Regions from separate parts of the Homo sapiens genome. Here region 1 is linked to region 2. Evidence: chromatin loops called from intact Hi-C (ENCODE). Cell type or tissue: GM12878. All regions are shown on one strand.

Region 1 (8,000 bases), 200 kb before region 2:
TGAGCCAATTCTTCTGTATATTTACGATTTCCATGGTAAGTCTACCACTTGATAAGTAAAGAATTTTTAGAGTAACCTTTACATTTAGACTAAACCAGGAATCTGTCTGGAATTCAAATGTTGACAAAAGTACACATAATAATTGTGCCCTTATGTTGGAATCACAGAAAGCTAGCCACAAGTTTCTTTGTAAATCAATTTAAGTAAATAGAATTCACCTAAAAATTATTTGGAATATGTTAACTAAATTTAAAAGGTAAATAAAACTTAGGGAATACAGATCTTTGATGTTTTCAGTTGACTGTTGAGTTAATATTTTATCCTGTGTTGTTACTAAAGCACATAGTTTTAATAAATTGTAGTTTTGAGAGTTTCTTAACATAAAAAGTAGGGGGAAAATCACATCAGTGAAAACATCACCTGGAATTAGAAATCTAATGTCTTTCGTGTCCGCAATTACACTATTCTATCATTCTGAGAAATAATAAGGAAATAAAAAGTGTGGATACATTATTTTTCAGGGACAGTATGGTATTCTAAGAATTCTTTGGATATATGCTGGTTTTCATATATTTCTTTAATTTCTATCCTGAAATTAGGATTCCACTCTTCTATATTATACTATTAGTGCTGTCATTCTCAAAATTGCATTTCTATTTTCTTCATATAGTATTGTACAAAAATGAAAAGTCTTTGTTAGTTTCTTTGATTTGCTTATGGAAAGTTAAGTGTATTAAGTTAATATAGATTGAATTGATTAATGGTTGTGATAAATACTAAGTAATTAGGCAATTAAGTTAGAAATCTGAAGTTCTTGATCACAGTGTGGATTATATTATGCCTTCCAGGGTAAATTATGCTAGAAAATAATGTGTAAAGTCAAAATGTAATCTTATTTTAAAGAATTTTATAGAGAAGAAATCATTTCTGCAATGCATACTCAGATTTATAGAACACTGTTAGTAATGGTAGAATTGCCAAGCAACACAGTACCATTTACTATTACAAGCAGACATTAGCAAAGATAAACACTGCCTGATTATAGGAAAAAATAGATGGATTCCTCAAATCATTCAATGTCCAAATCTGGTGTCTAGTTTCACCATGTATCCTGAAACAGTTCTCTCTTTGTACCCACTCTAAATCTTCACATAAATGAAGAGTTATACCAAAGTACTTTATATTTGGAACTGTTATACAGGAAATAGGCAGCACAGTTATTTCCTCAGACTCTTAAGAGGTTTTACAGTAGTCTTCATTCAATTTCTAATTTGCTTTTTATGCCTTTGAAATTTTCACTACACATACACATTAAAGTTGCACTCTATCTTTTCTTAAAGCAATTTATTTTTTGTCACTGACAGGATTTTATCATCAGAGTAGCCCAGGATAGTTAGGTTTGCCAGTTTGGTTTTTAGGCAGTAAGCAAAGAAGTCCATTCTAGAGGCCTAGTAGGAGAAAGAGCTAAGCATTTTAGGAGTCTAAAAAAATGGGGTTTAGGCTCCATTCTGTTACTCTAGTGACCTTGCACAAGCTTCTTGCCTTCCTGAAGCTCCATTTTCTTATCTATGAAAAGGTACTACAGTACTAATACCTGTCCTACCTAAGAGAGGTATTTGTGAAGATACTATGAGACCATGACTGTGAAAGTACTAGGTAAATTGATAAGCACAATATTGAAACAAAAGATAAAATGGGTTGTTATGCCCATCCAACCAATATATGCTTGACTATATGTAAGAATTTCTGTTTTAATATGCTAATAAGCATCTCTATATGGAAAGCAGTTGAAGAGTTTTTTCTCCTCTCTTTTACTCTGTTGGTCAGTCTTTTATTTATTAAAGTATGTTTCTTTCCAGGTCAATTTATTAGAATATAAATGCATAAAATTAAAAACATAATGTTATTTCCACACTATCTTAATGTGCAAGAGGAAGGATTTCCATGAGCATTTTAGAAATCTAAATATTCAAATAGTAGACACATTAAATTTAAATTATTTGTGCAATATATCACAAACACAATTTTTGATATGCAAACACACCTTTACAAACAAATTAAAACTAAAAAATGTTTCAACACATTTTCCCAACTCGTTGCTATTTTTAAAAAGAGGAAGCTTAGGAAGAAGTTAAGTAATCTTAAGCCATCTAAGATTGAGCAGAGTTCTTGTGAATGGTATAGATCCATAAGAAAAGTATAATATTTATTACCAACCTATTAGAGTTTTGTCTTATGTTTTATTTTTTAATACAGGAATATTTTGCTCATAATTTTTTGGTTGAAAATAAAGTTTACATATGGCTTTACATAAATATTTTAATAGTATAAAATTCAAAAAACACAAAAGACTTAAGGGATTTTTAAGTGGTGTTTAAAAAAAATTATCAGATAATTTTCCAGGAAAATGGAGCAAGCTTATTTTTTTTTATAAGCTAAACAAGTTGTGAATGAGACCACAGTGGTAACTAAATGTATCATCCATCTTTCAGTTCTAGCAAAATCTGTGAAGAGTTAGCAAGCATCTTTCCCTGGTAAACATATGTTCAGGTTGTGGTCTTTTGGGTCTTTCATTCTACTGACTTTTTGCTTTTTTTGGTAAGAAATATGATTTTTACTTTCAGAAGGCAGTTTTATTTGCCTGATGTTGAAAGGGTTAATCATCCAGTAATACAAAATTTAGTCACAGAGTACCACAAATAATGTACTTTTAGGATTCCCATAATAACAGAGTACTAGTCAGAGAAACGGCTTCTACTGAATTAAATTTATGAAGCTAGACTTCAGTTAATGTGTTGTTATTAATCAATATTCACCTCAGTCTCTAGGATATTGTTCTAGATTTAATAATAATTTTAGTAAATACTTACATAGCATTTTGTTTGTTCCTGGTTCTGTTTTAAGCATTTTACCTTACATATATTTAAGTTTCTGCAATAATCTTATGACATAGGGGCTGTTATCCTCGCTTTACAGGAGCCATGGCTTTAAATCAATGCAGTTTGCTCCTGGAGTCCATGCTCTTATTTGCTACACTAAATTTCCTTTTCAGCAAATTTCTTGAAATACTAGTTTCTAAATGTCTAATAATCAAACCTTGTTTTTTCTACAGTACAGTTTTTTCTATGTTTCTCTGTGGAGTATGTGGTTTCCTTGTATTTTCTATACGTTGTAAGAAGCAAAGATGGAAGCTTGTTCATCTTTTTCCTACTAGTACCTACCCTGAATACTGACACATAATAAATATGCATGTAGTGTTTTCAGTGGAGTCAAGTCAGTGGAGTCAAGTCTAATTTGAGAAGTTCTCAGCATTGTCTGATAATTCTAGGTAATGAGGCTGATTTTTCGCTAGGTGGCAATGTCTCCTCTGAACCAGAGTTAATACTGAGTTTATTAACCAGAGTATATTAACCAGAGTTAATAACAGAGTATCAACTCTGGTTCAGAGGACACATAGTCATAGTATCTTAGACAAGACAAATCTTTATTAAGCACCTATTGTGTGTCAAGTTGAGCTGTGTTATGAAACACAGGAATCAGACTCAGATTACCATTCTTTTTTCTAGTCCTTTGTACTTCCTAAGTAGTTGATTACATTTCTAAAAGAAATTTAAACCAAAAAGCAGTTTCTACTACTGACATGATTTTATTAACACAATTCATATTAATTAATGATAGCCTACGTTGTCATTGTTGACAAACTTATTTTTTATATTGTGGCACACTTTACCAGAGTTCAGGGCAACATGTACCTTTAGTTTCCTATAAAATTTGTTATTTAAGTTGCTCACTGCCTAGAAGCGTGTGATATTTAGAATGCCATATGTCTAACATAGTACCTGGCATGTTACTAATATGCAATAAATGAATAAATGTTGGCATTAACAATTACAAATCCTATAGAATAGCATTTTTTCCTTAAATTTTATAAAAATATATGCTGAGAGGCATCATCAGTAAATTTGGGGCTAATAACAGTGGTAGTAGTAGCTAACATTTATCAAGCATTTACTGTGTCTACCAATCTTATGAGCATTTTACATATATTATCTCATACCATCCTTCTAAAACTCTTCATTGTAGGTCCCATTATTATCCTCATTTTGCAGATGATGAAACGGAGGCACAGAGAAAACAATAATTTTCCTAAAGTAACACAGTTGGTGTAAAGCCACCATTTTGTCTAAGCTGACTCCAGAGTCCATGTTCTCAGTGCATTAAGCTATCTGTCTTAGGCACTTATTTAGTCTTTGCATTTCCTGATCATGAAGTAAATTTAAAAAGTAGCTAAATATTCCTATGGTAAAATGTGTTGTTGGTTTTCAATTTCAACATTTAGGAGAACCCCTTAAGAAAGGAAGTTTGCTTATCTAGTATTATTAATAGTTCACTCCCTTAAAAATGTGGGGGGTGGCTGGGTGTGGTGGCTCACACTTGTAATCTCAACACTTTGGGAGGCTGAGGCAGGAGGATCGCTTGAGGCCAGGAGTTTGAGACCAGCCTGAGCAACATAGTGAGACCTCATCTCTACATACATACATGTATACATACATACATACATACATACATACATACATACATAAAAATAAAACTTTGAGGAGTAACATAATTATGATGTAATAAGCCATTATGTTCTCAATATAGTTTAAAATACAAATATTCTTTAGTATATAGCACTAATTTTTTTTTTTTCTTGAGACACAGTCTCTGCTCTGTCACCCAAGCTGGAGTGCAGTAGCACAATCACAGCTCACTGCGGCCTCAACCTCCTGGGTTCAAGCAGTCCTCCCACCTCAGCCTCCCGAGTAGCTGGGACCACAGGATACTCGACTAATTTCGTGTGTGTATTTTTTGTAGAAACAGGGTTTTGCCATGTTTGAGACAATCCTAGGCCTGGTCTCAAGTGATCTGCCCACCTTGGCCTCCCAAAGTGCTGGGATTACAGGCGTGAGCCACCATGCCTGGCCTCATTAAATTTTAATATAACTCCTTTTACAATATTTTTGAAATCAGATAATGTCTAGTAGAAATAAATTTAATATCCACAGTTTTCTGTACAATATAGATACGATGTAGTGGTTTTCTATATTGGAGATAGCTATTTGTATGTATTCATTTGCAATACGATGTACATACGATACATCTACAAATGTAGAAATACATTTGTTTTCTACGTTCTATATGGCATTCATTTGTAATACTTATGAATAGTTCAAAAGCACATTCAGATAACATAATTCTCATACTTATACAAGATTATGTCATTAAAATATACCTAATAGTAGGGCAGAATTTTAAATATTTATTTTTAGCCTGGTAGGAGAAATTAAAAGATAGAAATGCCACATTTTAAGACATGCCAAAACTACCTGTTTCTTGGTTATATGCTGAAGTACCTATTTTAATATTATTCACATAATAGGTACTTTGATATGAAAGTTTATATCATTCAAGAACTCAAGACATATGGAAAACTTAACTTGATAGTTTTGAGCATAAACCAGAGCCCTGACTTCCTCTTTAAGACATTTTTTTTAATGTTTACAGTGGTGTTTTTAATTGCACTAATGCATGAATGATATGATGTAAAATAGACAACAACAAAGACTGGAGTAAGAGAGCGCTGGCATTCTAGACAAAATACTACCACTCTGTATTTGACCCTGATCAAATAATTTACCTTTCTGCACTTGTTTTGTTCTGCTTGTAAAATTAGAATAGCATATATTCTATTTTATATCAATATTTTTATCAAAGGATAAAATGAAACTATAAAATGAGGCATGAAGCATAAATACAGGCATACCTCGTTTTACTGGTGTTTGCTTTATTGTGCTTCATAGATATTGCGTTTTCTACAAATTGAAGGTTTGTGGCAATTCTATGTTAAGCCAGTCTGTGGGCGCCATTTTTCCAACATTGTGTGCTCACTTGGTGTCTCTCTGTCACATTTTCGTAGCTCTCAAAATATTTCAAACCTTTTCATTATTATGTCTGTTATGGTGATCTGCGGTGAGTGCTTTTTGATGTTACATTGTAATTGCTTTGGGGCACCACAAACTGTACCCATATAAGATGGCGAACTTAATTGATAAATGTTTTCAGTGTTCTGACTGCCCCACCCACCAGCCGTTCTCCCATTTCTCTCCCTCTCTTCAGGCCTCCCTATTCTCTGAGACACAGTATTGAAATTAAGCCAGTTAATAACCCTGCAGTGGCCTTTTAAGTATTCAAGTGAAAGGAAGAATTGTACATTTCTCATTATAAATAAAAAGGTAGAAGTGATTGAGGTCAGTGAGGAAGGCATGGGGAAAGCTGAGATAGGGCAAAGGCTAAGACTTTTGTGCCGTATAGTTAGCCAAGTTGTGAATGCGAAGTAAAAGTTCTTCATCAGTGAACACACAAATGACAGGAAAGTAAAACAGCCTTATTGCTGATATGGACAAAGTTTTAGTGATCTGGATAAAAGATGAAACCAGCCACAGTACCCCCTTATGCCAGAGCCTAATCTAGAGCAAGGCCTCTAACTCTCTTAAAGTCTGTGAAGGCTGTGAGAGGTGAGGTAGCTGCAAGAGAAAAGTTTGAAACTAGCAGCGGCTCATTCATGAGGTTTAAGGAAGGTAACCGTCTCCATAACATTAAAGTGCAAGGTGAAGCAACAAGTGATGATCTAGAAGCTGTAGCAAGTTATCCAGAAGATCTAGCTGAGATCATTGATGAAGGTGGCTACAGTAAACCACAGATTTTCAATGGAGATGAAGCAGCTTTCTAATGGAGGAAGATGCCCTCCAGTAGTTTCATAGCTAAAGAGGAGAAGACATGGATCAAGGAGTAATTTTGACTTTCACGTCTTAGTATTTAAGAAATACATTTCGTAAGTCCATAGCTGACATAGATAGTGATTCCTCTGATGAAGCTGGGCAAAGTACCTTGAAAACCTGGAAAGGATTCACCTTTCTAAATGCCAGTAAGAACATTCATGATTCATAAGAGGAAGTCAAAATATGGACACTAACAGAAGTTTGGAAGAAGTGTATTCCAACCCCCATGGATGACTCTGAGGGCTTCAAGACTTCAATGAAGGAAGTGACTGCAGATTTGGTGAAAATAGCAAGAGAACTAGAATTAGAAGTAGAGCCTGAAGATATGAATGAATTACTGCAATCTCATGATTAAACTAGAATGGATGAGTTGTTTTTTATGGATGAGCAAAGAAAGTAGATTCTTGAGAGAATCTACTCCTGGTGAAGACGCTGTGAACATTGTTGAGATGACAACAAAGATTTAGGAAATTCCATATATTTAGTTGGTAGAGCAATGGCAAGGTTTGAGAGGACACAATTTCTGTGGGTAAAATGCTATCAAATAGCATCACATGCTACAGAGAAATCTTTTGTGAAAGTAAGAGCCAATCAGTGCAGCAAATTTCATTGTTGTGTAAATTGCCACAGCCACCCCAGCCTTCAGCAACCACCCCATTTATCAGTCAGCAGACCCTTTATTAACATTAAAGCAAGACCTTCCATCAGCAAAAAGATTATGATTAACTGAAGACATAGATGATTGTTAGCATTTTTTAGCAATAAAATAGTTTTTAAGGTAAATGCATTGATTTTTTAGACATAATGCTACACTTAATAGACTACAATATAGTGTAAACATAACTTTTATAAGCACTAGAAAATTAAAAACATATGACTTTCTTTATTGAGATATATGCTTTATTGCAGTAGTCTGAAACCAAACCCGCCATATCTCTGAGTAATGCCTGTGTTATTAGAGTTCATGAACTAGGCTGCAGTCGGGAAATTGTAGCTATTCTCTGTAGCAGGGTATGTATGACACATTTTCAGTTGGATAACATTCTGTGTGATGATTGATAATGGAATAGGAACCAACAAGAGCAGAATAGCATGTACTGCAGGGAATTTGCAGATAGTTGATTCAATTTTTATATCCAGCTAATGAATTTGCCAGATGCTGGTAGATGCTGTCTCATT
Region 2 (8,000 bases):
CAGGAGTTCAAGACCAGCCTGGCCAGCATGGTGAAACCCCGTCTCTACTAAAAATCAAAAATTAGCCAGGTGTGGTGGCACATGCCTGTAATCCCAGCTACTCAGGAGGCTGAGGCAGGAGAATCGCTTGAACCTGAGAGGCAGAGCTTGCAGTGAGCTGAGATTGCACCACTGCATTCCAGCCTGGGTGACAGAGTGAGACTCTGTCTCAAGAAAAAAAAAAAAAATTCAAAAATTAAGCCCAGATCAAAAACAATCCTGTCATCCTATTGGTTATGAAGATAATATGAGGCTGTAACCATTTTGAGAGACAGGGGGTGCTCTTAGTGGGCCTGTAGACCTGCGTGGGCAGAGGGAACAGCAACTGAGCCATGGAAATGAAGATTAAAGGGGAAATTGTGCCATCAGAATCACCGCAGTATCCCAGCTAACCAACCTACCAGCTCAAGGCCTGAATATTGTTGCTGCTGAAACCCTTTTTGTTTCTCCCACACTTCTCTTTGTGTCCTTACAGAAAGGCCCCATTAGCTGAGACCACCTGAGTCTGAATGTGTCTTGGGTCTTTGCAATCTTAAGTAGCTCAAATAACTGGAAGTGGAGACCTCTAATTCTAAGATGGGCTAGCACTCTGGACACTGTATGTATGTGAGGGGGGCAGAGGAAAGAGCTATATAATCTTCACTCACACCTCCATAGCCTTCCTCTTGGGAATTATGAGGACTATAGATATATTAGAGGCAATCTAATTTCATAATTGATTAAATAGGCCTATGTTTATAGCCAGTGGCAATAAGAACAAAGTAGGAACCTAAATCTGACTCCTGGTGAGGCTCACTTTTTACTCTTCTTTTTATTTATCAAGCAGTGCACGTGCTTTCTCTCTCTCTCTCTCTGTCTTCCTGCCCCCACACAACTCAACAATCTTTCCAAGTGAGCATTCTCTCCCTGTTTTCCAGTTGACCTAGTGATGATAGACCTTGGCAAAATGCTATTTAAAAGAGGGATTTTCAGAAGGCTAGGAAGCCCTGGGCTCAGTGATTTCTATGGGCCACTACAGTATTCCATGCTTCCCTTTTGCAGCATTCATACCCACTCTTGAGGTCATGTATTTCTCTCTAGAGTGTATGTTCCATGAGGACAGATACTGTTTGTCTTGTTCACTGCTATATCCTAGCATCTAACACAGACGAATTGCCAGCATAGACTCCGCCAGAATTCCATTATCTGTTCAGCAAACACATACAAAGGACTTACTATGAGCTAGGCACTGGGCCCACGGAAGATGGTAATGGTACAGTGGTTTTCAAAGTGTGGGTCCTGGACCAATGGTATCAACGTCACCCGGGAATTTGTTAGAATTACAAAGGCTCGGGCCTCAACCCAGACCTACAGAATCAGAAACTGAGGGGTTGGCACCAAAAATCTGTGTTTTCACAAGCCCACCAGGTGATTGGTTGCATGCTAATGTTTGAGAACCACTATGCCGGCTTGCCCCAATTATTTATTACAATTGTCCACATTCTTTTCTCCAATTGGAAGGAGTCTATAGCACCTAGCACATGCGTATTGCCAAAAGCTCTTGGTAGTTCCATAGTTCTCAAGCCTTACTGCACTTCAGAATCACCTGGGGTGCTTTCCAAAATTACCAAGGGCTTGGTTTCTCCCCCTTGAGATTCGGCTTCACTTGGTCCTGGGTGTGACCTGGGCATTGATTTTTTTTTTTTTAAGTTCTTCAGATGATTCTAATACACAGCTAAGATTAAGAATCACTGAGGTAGCTGGAAGACTACAAAGGGAGCGGGGAATTGAAACTGAACACACTGAAGGAAGCCAAAGTATTAGGTTGAGTCACATGAAGTTGACCACATATTGTAGGTCAAATCAGTCAAATATTGCCAATTTAACCTACCAGATGTTCTCAACTCCCAAACAGAAGCAGTCATGGTGTGTAGCCAACAAAAGGACCTAGGTAATAGAAAAATCACGGCTGGGTGCGGTGGCTCACGCCTGTAATACCAGCACTTTGGGAGGCCGAGGCAGGTGGATTACCTGAGATCAGGAGTTCAAGACCAGCCTGACCAACATGGAGAAACCCCATCTCTACAAACATCCAAAATTAGCTGGGCATGGTGGAGCATGCCTGTAATCCCAGCTACTCAGGGGGCTGAGGCAGGAATCGCTTGAACCCAGGAGGTGGAGGTTGCGGTAAGCCAAGATCGCGCCATTGCACTCCAGCCTGGGCAACAAGAGCAAAACTCCATCTCAAAAAAAAAAAAAAAAAAGAAGGAAAAGAAAAATCATAAGCTCAGTTACACTGTTTAACTGAAGCAGAATCCATTATCTTCACCACTAATACTGCCATTGTGATTTTTGATTACTTTTCTTCTAGGGCTGGGGTCACAAACTTTTTTTCTGTAAAGGGCCAGATAGTAAATATTTCAGGTTTTGGAGGTCACATGGTCTCTGTTGCAACTATTTCACTCCACCATTGCAGCAGAAAACTAACCATAGATAATATGGGAAATAAAAGGGTGTGGCTGTGTTCCAATAAAACTGCATTTATTAAAACAGGAAGTGGGCCAGATTTGGCCAGGAGCTATAATTTGTCCACCTCTGTTCAACAGTATTGGTTTTTCCGTAAGAATGTTAGAAAGTAGGTGTAAGTTGTTTTAGACTTTTGCATGATGAAACGGCTGGCTTGTGATATGAACTAGCTGTAAGACATACAGAAAGCTTCCCGATGTTGCACAGCCTTTAAGTGACACAACTGAGTATTGTTGGGTTCCTTCGACTCCCATTTAAGCAGAAATTTTAAGGCTTGGGGATAGAGATGGGAGGAGACCCAAAGTGTGGAAATGCCTCCCTTCCTTTACGTGGTGTTTAGCAAATGTTATCATCAAAGGCATTACCTTCATGAGCAATACACACTTCAAACAAACCCTCTAAAATCACTGTAGTTTTGTTACCGGTAGAGGGTGTCCAGGTTCTTGGTGTCTTGGACAAAGAATTGGACAAAATGTGCAAATAAAGCAAGGAAAGAATGAAGCAACACAGGCAGAGATTTATTGAAAATGAAAGCATACTCCACAGGGTGGGAGCAGACCTGAGCAAGTGGCTCAGGAGCCCAGTTACACAATTTTCTGGGACTTAAATACCCTCTAGAGGTTTCCCATTGCTTACTTGGTGTACACCCTATGTAAATGAAGTGGTGGCCCATGATCAGTCTGATTGCTTGTGGGAGGGGATAAAATAGAGTATATACAAAGTTATACTCCTATGCAAATGAAGACTTGACCCATGACCAACCTGATTGGTTGCAGAAGGGGACCAATCAGAGGTACTTTCAATATTTCATCTGCCATGCGGAAAAAGTTGGGGGGTTGTAAAGGGAGTAGCCTCTGGTCCTTTTGATAGTTGGGCATGGCAAGTTGGGGGTTTTCCTTTTGATTTAGTTCTAGGAATTAATTGTGAATCAGCCCTAGGTTCCCTGCCTCTAGACCCTATTCTCCTGCCTCAGTTTCCCATATTTTCATGACTTCATTTACTCAGAGATAATTAGAGTTGGAGGGAATCTATGGCTGAGCTGATCCCAAATAATTTATAGCTGAGCAAGCAGAGACCCACAGAGATGAAGTGGTTGACCATAGTAACACATGTAGGGTGGAGGTGAGACCACTCACAGATGCTCAACCACATTCATACGTGGATTGTCTGAATATTTACTGAGCACTTATGTCATGTTGGGCATTGGGTTAGACACTAAAGAAAAAAGGGAGTTTCCACCCTGAAAAAGTTCAGACATGCATTAACCCATGAGCCACAGTTAAGCATGTGGCTCTGAGTGTCTGGAGACAGTGGACAAAGTTTTTGGGGAGCAGAACACCTGCTGGTTTCATTACTGATGAAAGTTAGCTGAGATCTCACCACTGCACACTCCAGCCTGGGTGACAGAGTGAGACTTTGTCTCAGAAGAAAAAAAAAAAAAAAAAGAAACCTAAGGGGTCCTTTCTGAAATTTCTGCTGGTTAATTTCCAAGCTTTTCCTTTATTTTATGGTATCATCAATTATAAGACTCTATGGGTTTAATAAGTTTACAACAAAAGAAAAATCAGACCATGTTAAAGACACAATCTGATGTCAGAAATGGTAAAAGATGAAAAAGAATATGTTAAAGAAATATGGTTATTAAAAAAGCAAATTTGAAACAAGCCTGTTTCTTAATACATCTGTGACTATCCAAGAAAATATTACTCTGCCAGTAACTTTATATATGTTATATATTGTTTATATGTAAACATATATGCTGTATATGTAATACATATTTAATTGTTTTGAATTCTGTGTTGCTTGCAGAGGAGGTGCTCAGTAAATATTTGTTGAATAAATAAATGAGTTACAGGCTCTTGACAAATAATCTCTTACCTGTTGTTCTCTTTAACTTGTATATTTATGCCCCTTATTTGCTGACTCATTGTCATTTAGTGAAATTTCATGATGGAGTGGCATTCATTCGTATTTTCAATCACCGTATTTAACCAGAATACGTGCTCCTAATGTCTTTCATTTCGGAATATTTGAAATGGGGAAGGAAATAAATTTGGGATGTTCAAAGTAAGGCCAAACTGGCGAGTACCCTAACCAATCACCACTTTCCAGAAGGCTTCAGGTCATACACTGAACACTGCGCGCCTTGACTCGGAAACTGGGCAAGGAAGGGAAGGGAGTTGTCTGTCCATTGTTAGCTATTTAGGACCATTAAAGAATAGGTGGATGGATTTGTATTCTTTAGAAAAGTGACCGAATGGAAACAAATCCTGACTCTGCCTAACATCTGCCCCCAAACACAGGCGAAGGGTGATTTGTTAACTTATAAGTTCATTTCAGAGGATGTTTTCTAGCAGGAAAACCTCACAATTATATCCTTGGTACTCCAATGTCTCTGGCCTACTAAAGCTTTCTTTCAATTTTGTCTTTGATCTGAGGTTCTCCCTGGGCTTTGTAACTATATACAGGATTAAATACTTACCCCATTTAAATAGAAATCCCAAAGCACAGAGGAGTAAAGTGATTTGAAACAAGGGTTTTTGGCATGTTGATTAGAGACTGGTTTAGAACCAAGGATTTCTGAATGAAAATGTGTGTGTGTGTGTGTGTGTGTGTGTGTGTGTGTGTGTTTGGTCTTGTTTTGTTTATGCGCTTAACTTCGTGAGATATAAATTCCCTTATGACAGATCATATGCAATTGAACCATATTTCTAAAGAGGTTTAGATATATACAAAATTATGCTTCCCCATATATTATAAAAATCAAACAAAAGATGGATCAGCGGCCGAGGTTAGCCATTATTAGTACCAACATCTGGAACATAATAATTCCCTGGATTTAAGAAAATCTACTTATAGTTAGGGTCTTAATATTTTTCTAATACTCTATAGACAAATGGGCATTTTAATTAAAAATTATGGGCCCCAAAGGAATTGAAAGCTATTGGGGAGTGTTTAGACAGAAAACACAGGGTTGGGGGAGTAAGGCAGGGTGTTTTGGTGTGGTCCTCTCAGACCACCTGCATTAGAATCAGCTGCAAGCTTGTTAAACCTTCCCAGGTCTACACCTGACTCATAAATCAGAATCCGAGGGTGACGTCAAGAATCTCCATTTTAAACAAATTTCCAATGTGTTTCTGAGGATCATTGACTCTACAAATGCATTCTAGATTAAAGAGTAAAAGAAAATATAAAATTAAGCTAAGAACACCTTCAAGAACAAATATTGGCAGAATTTCTTAATGACCAAAATATCAAAATATAATCAGATTATTCCATACGAAAAATTCAGTAGAAGATTTGGCTTTTGAAAATGATGAGGAAACTTTTAGAGAAATTATTTGTTGATAATATTCTGCTCTTAAAAAAGAAAAGAGTTTTAAGTAATCAGTTCTTCCTGAACTAATTACTTTATGGACTATAAAACGTGAAAACAGCCCTTATGAACTTCGGATCAAAAGATATGTTTTCAATAAGATTTTTCTGGGATTAAAGCACATTCTTTTGAAATTAAGAAGCAGTAGGAAGTGCACTATGTACAATCCAATTAACTGAGTATAAGATTCAGGCCCTGCCAGCATTTGGCCCTGCTAACCTAAGGTTTAATTTTATACTGTCTATGAAAAAGGGATTTGAACAAAATTATTTATATGAATCAGCTATAAATAAGTAATTTTATATCACTGCAGAAACCATTCCATAACTCCCCATATCTCTACGGACAAAGTTCAAGCTCTATTTACACCGCTTTTCTCTCCGGCCTCGTATCTTTTTTTTTCCTCCAGGTTTCTCTTTCAGTTTCTCAAAACTCACCTCTCAGACATCACCTTTCTTCTTCTTTTCTCTCTCCCTCTTTCTTCTTCCCTAGCATATTGAGAGCACTTCATAAATATTGTGTCATTACTAACAAGATTATTACAGGTAATAGAAAAAGCAGACACATTTAAGATACATTTTGCAGATAGAATATTCAGGTCTTTCTGAGCATTTGAGTGTAAGGAGGGTAATAAGGTAAAGAGAGAAACCAAGGATGACAAATTTTTGGCTTGAGAAATGAAGAAATTAAGATACAAGGGCCAATTACTGCTAATGAGAAAAAAGCATTTAAATGATTATGAGTTCTGTTTTGTTCATACTTAATCTAAGATGCTTATATGGGGAAGATGTTAACATGGAATAGGCTGCAGGAGTCTAGAATTTCAGAGTGGGCTCAGGGGTGAAGAGATGGTATTTAAAGCCACAGCACTGATGAAATCCTTTAGGAAGAATGATGGAGAGAGAAGGAGGAAAGGGCCACTTGAGGCCCAAAGTGAGGAGGAGCAGCAAACAGAGGGAACCAGTGAGAAGCAGGAAAACCAAGAGAGTCATGCCTGAAGCCAAGAGAGAAAAATGGTTAGAGAAAGAGGGGGTGTCAACTCTGTTGACTGCTGCCAATAAGTAAAGTAAAATGAGGCCCAAGAAGTGACTACAGCATTTGGCGAAGTGGAGGTCACTGGTGACATTGAAGAGGCAGGCATGGAGGAGTGGGGGCAATGAAAGTTCATGTGGAGTGGGCAGAGGGGAGGCAACCTGGGGAAGTGGGGACCTGCCATACAGAATTCCCTTAAGCAGTTTTGCTGAGGAGCAGATAAATGGGGTGGTATGATGGGGTATATAAGGGGATATTGTCCACTTGAGTCCAAGAGTTTGAGACCAGCCTGGGCAACATGGTGAAACCTTGTCTCTACAGAAAGTACGAAAATTAGTGGGGCTTGGGGGCACGTGCCTGTAGTCCCAGCTACTTGGGAAGCTGAGGTAGGAGGATCACATGAGCCCAGGAGGCTGAGGCTGCAGTGAACCCTGATTGTGCCAATACTGATTAGCCTGGTATGACAGAGCATGACTCTGTCCCCACTCCCCCAAAAAAAAAGAAAAAAGAAAAGAAAAAAAATTAAACTATACTGATGAGGGAACATTGTCTTTCCTGCTGGAAGTTGTAGACCATGTTAATGTGAGGGAATAATTGGGAGAGAGGAAGACAATGATGATGTCGGGGAGAGAGAGAGTATTCACAAGATGAAACCCCTGAGGATACAGAGGAATGGCTTGCAGAGGCCAGATGGATGGGCCAGTCCATGACTGCAGCTGGGCATGCTCACCCATGCTAACAAGAGACAGAGTAGGCATGCAGGTGTGGCTCTTGACGGCTTCTCTTTTCTCATTCGTGTATGAGTCAAAGTTATCTGCGGGGACTGGGTAGAAACGGGATGGAGAGTTTGAGAGAAAGGGGTGTGAAACTGTTGTTTGGAGCATGGGGAAAAAATTTACTAACTAGATATACTCAGGTAGTAGAACTGCCTGAATGTCCAAATACAATATATCATCATGAATTTAAAGATAACTTGTTATATTTGGGTGTTTTTATTCAGCAAGTTTAAGATGTCACATCTTACTCTACTGTCCTTTCCAACTTTTGC

What was found. A loop is a pair of places that touch in the nucleus more often than their neighbours do. Peaks named below come from ENCODE experiments on the same cell type or tissue, not always from the same donor. Only the 100,000 strongest peaks of a DNase experiment are listed, where the experiment ranks them.
Region 1: a loop joins it to region 2, with 3.0 times the contacts of the local background. A loop is called at or near these places in 3 of 110 quality-filtered maps.

The regions. Positions count from the first base shown.
Region 1 is chr6:135,419,202-135,427,201 of GRCh38, reverse strand. It overlaps AHI1 (Abelson helper integration site 1), which reads left to right. Exons shown (of 29, transcript NM_001134831.2): 20 at 1-35. Among named protein-coding and RNA genes, the nearest start is that of AHI1, 75 kb to the left of the region's middle. RefSeq lists a silencer at 1,065-1,265. In GM12878, a CTCF peak has its summit at 3,354 (motif pointing right); a DNase peak (open chromatin) is centred at 3,381.
Region 2 is chr6:135,222,549-135,230,548 of GRCh38, reverse strand. The region is part of intron 1 of LOC105378011 (a long non-coding RNA gene); the gene reads left to right. Among named protein-coding and RNA genes, the nearest start is that of MIR548A2, 13 kb to the left of the region's middle. In GM12878, no CTCF peak of the experiment used is centred here; DNase peaks (open chromatin) are centred at 1,808 and 3,778; H3K4me3 peaks cover 269 bases; H3K27ac peaks cover 255 bases.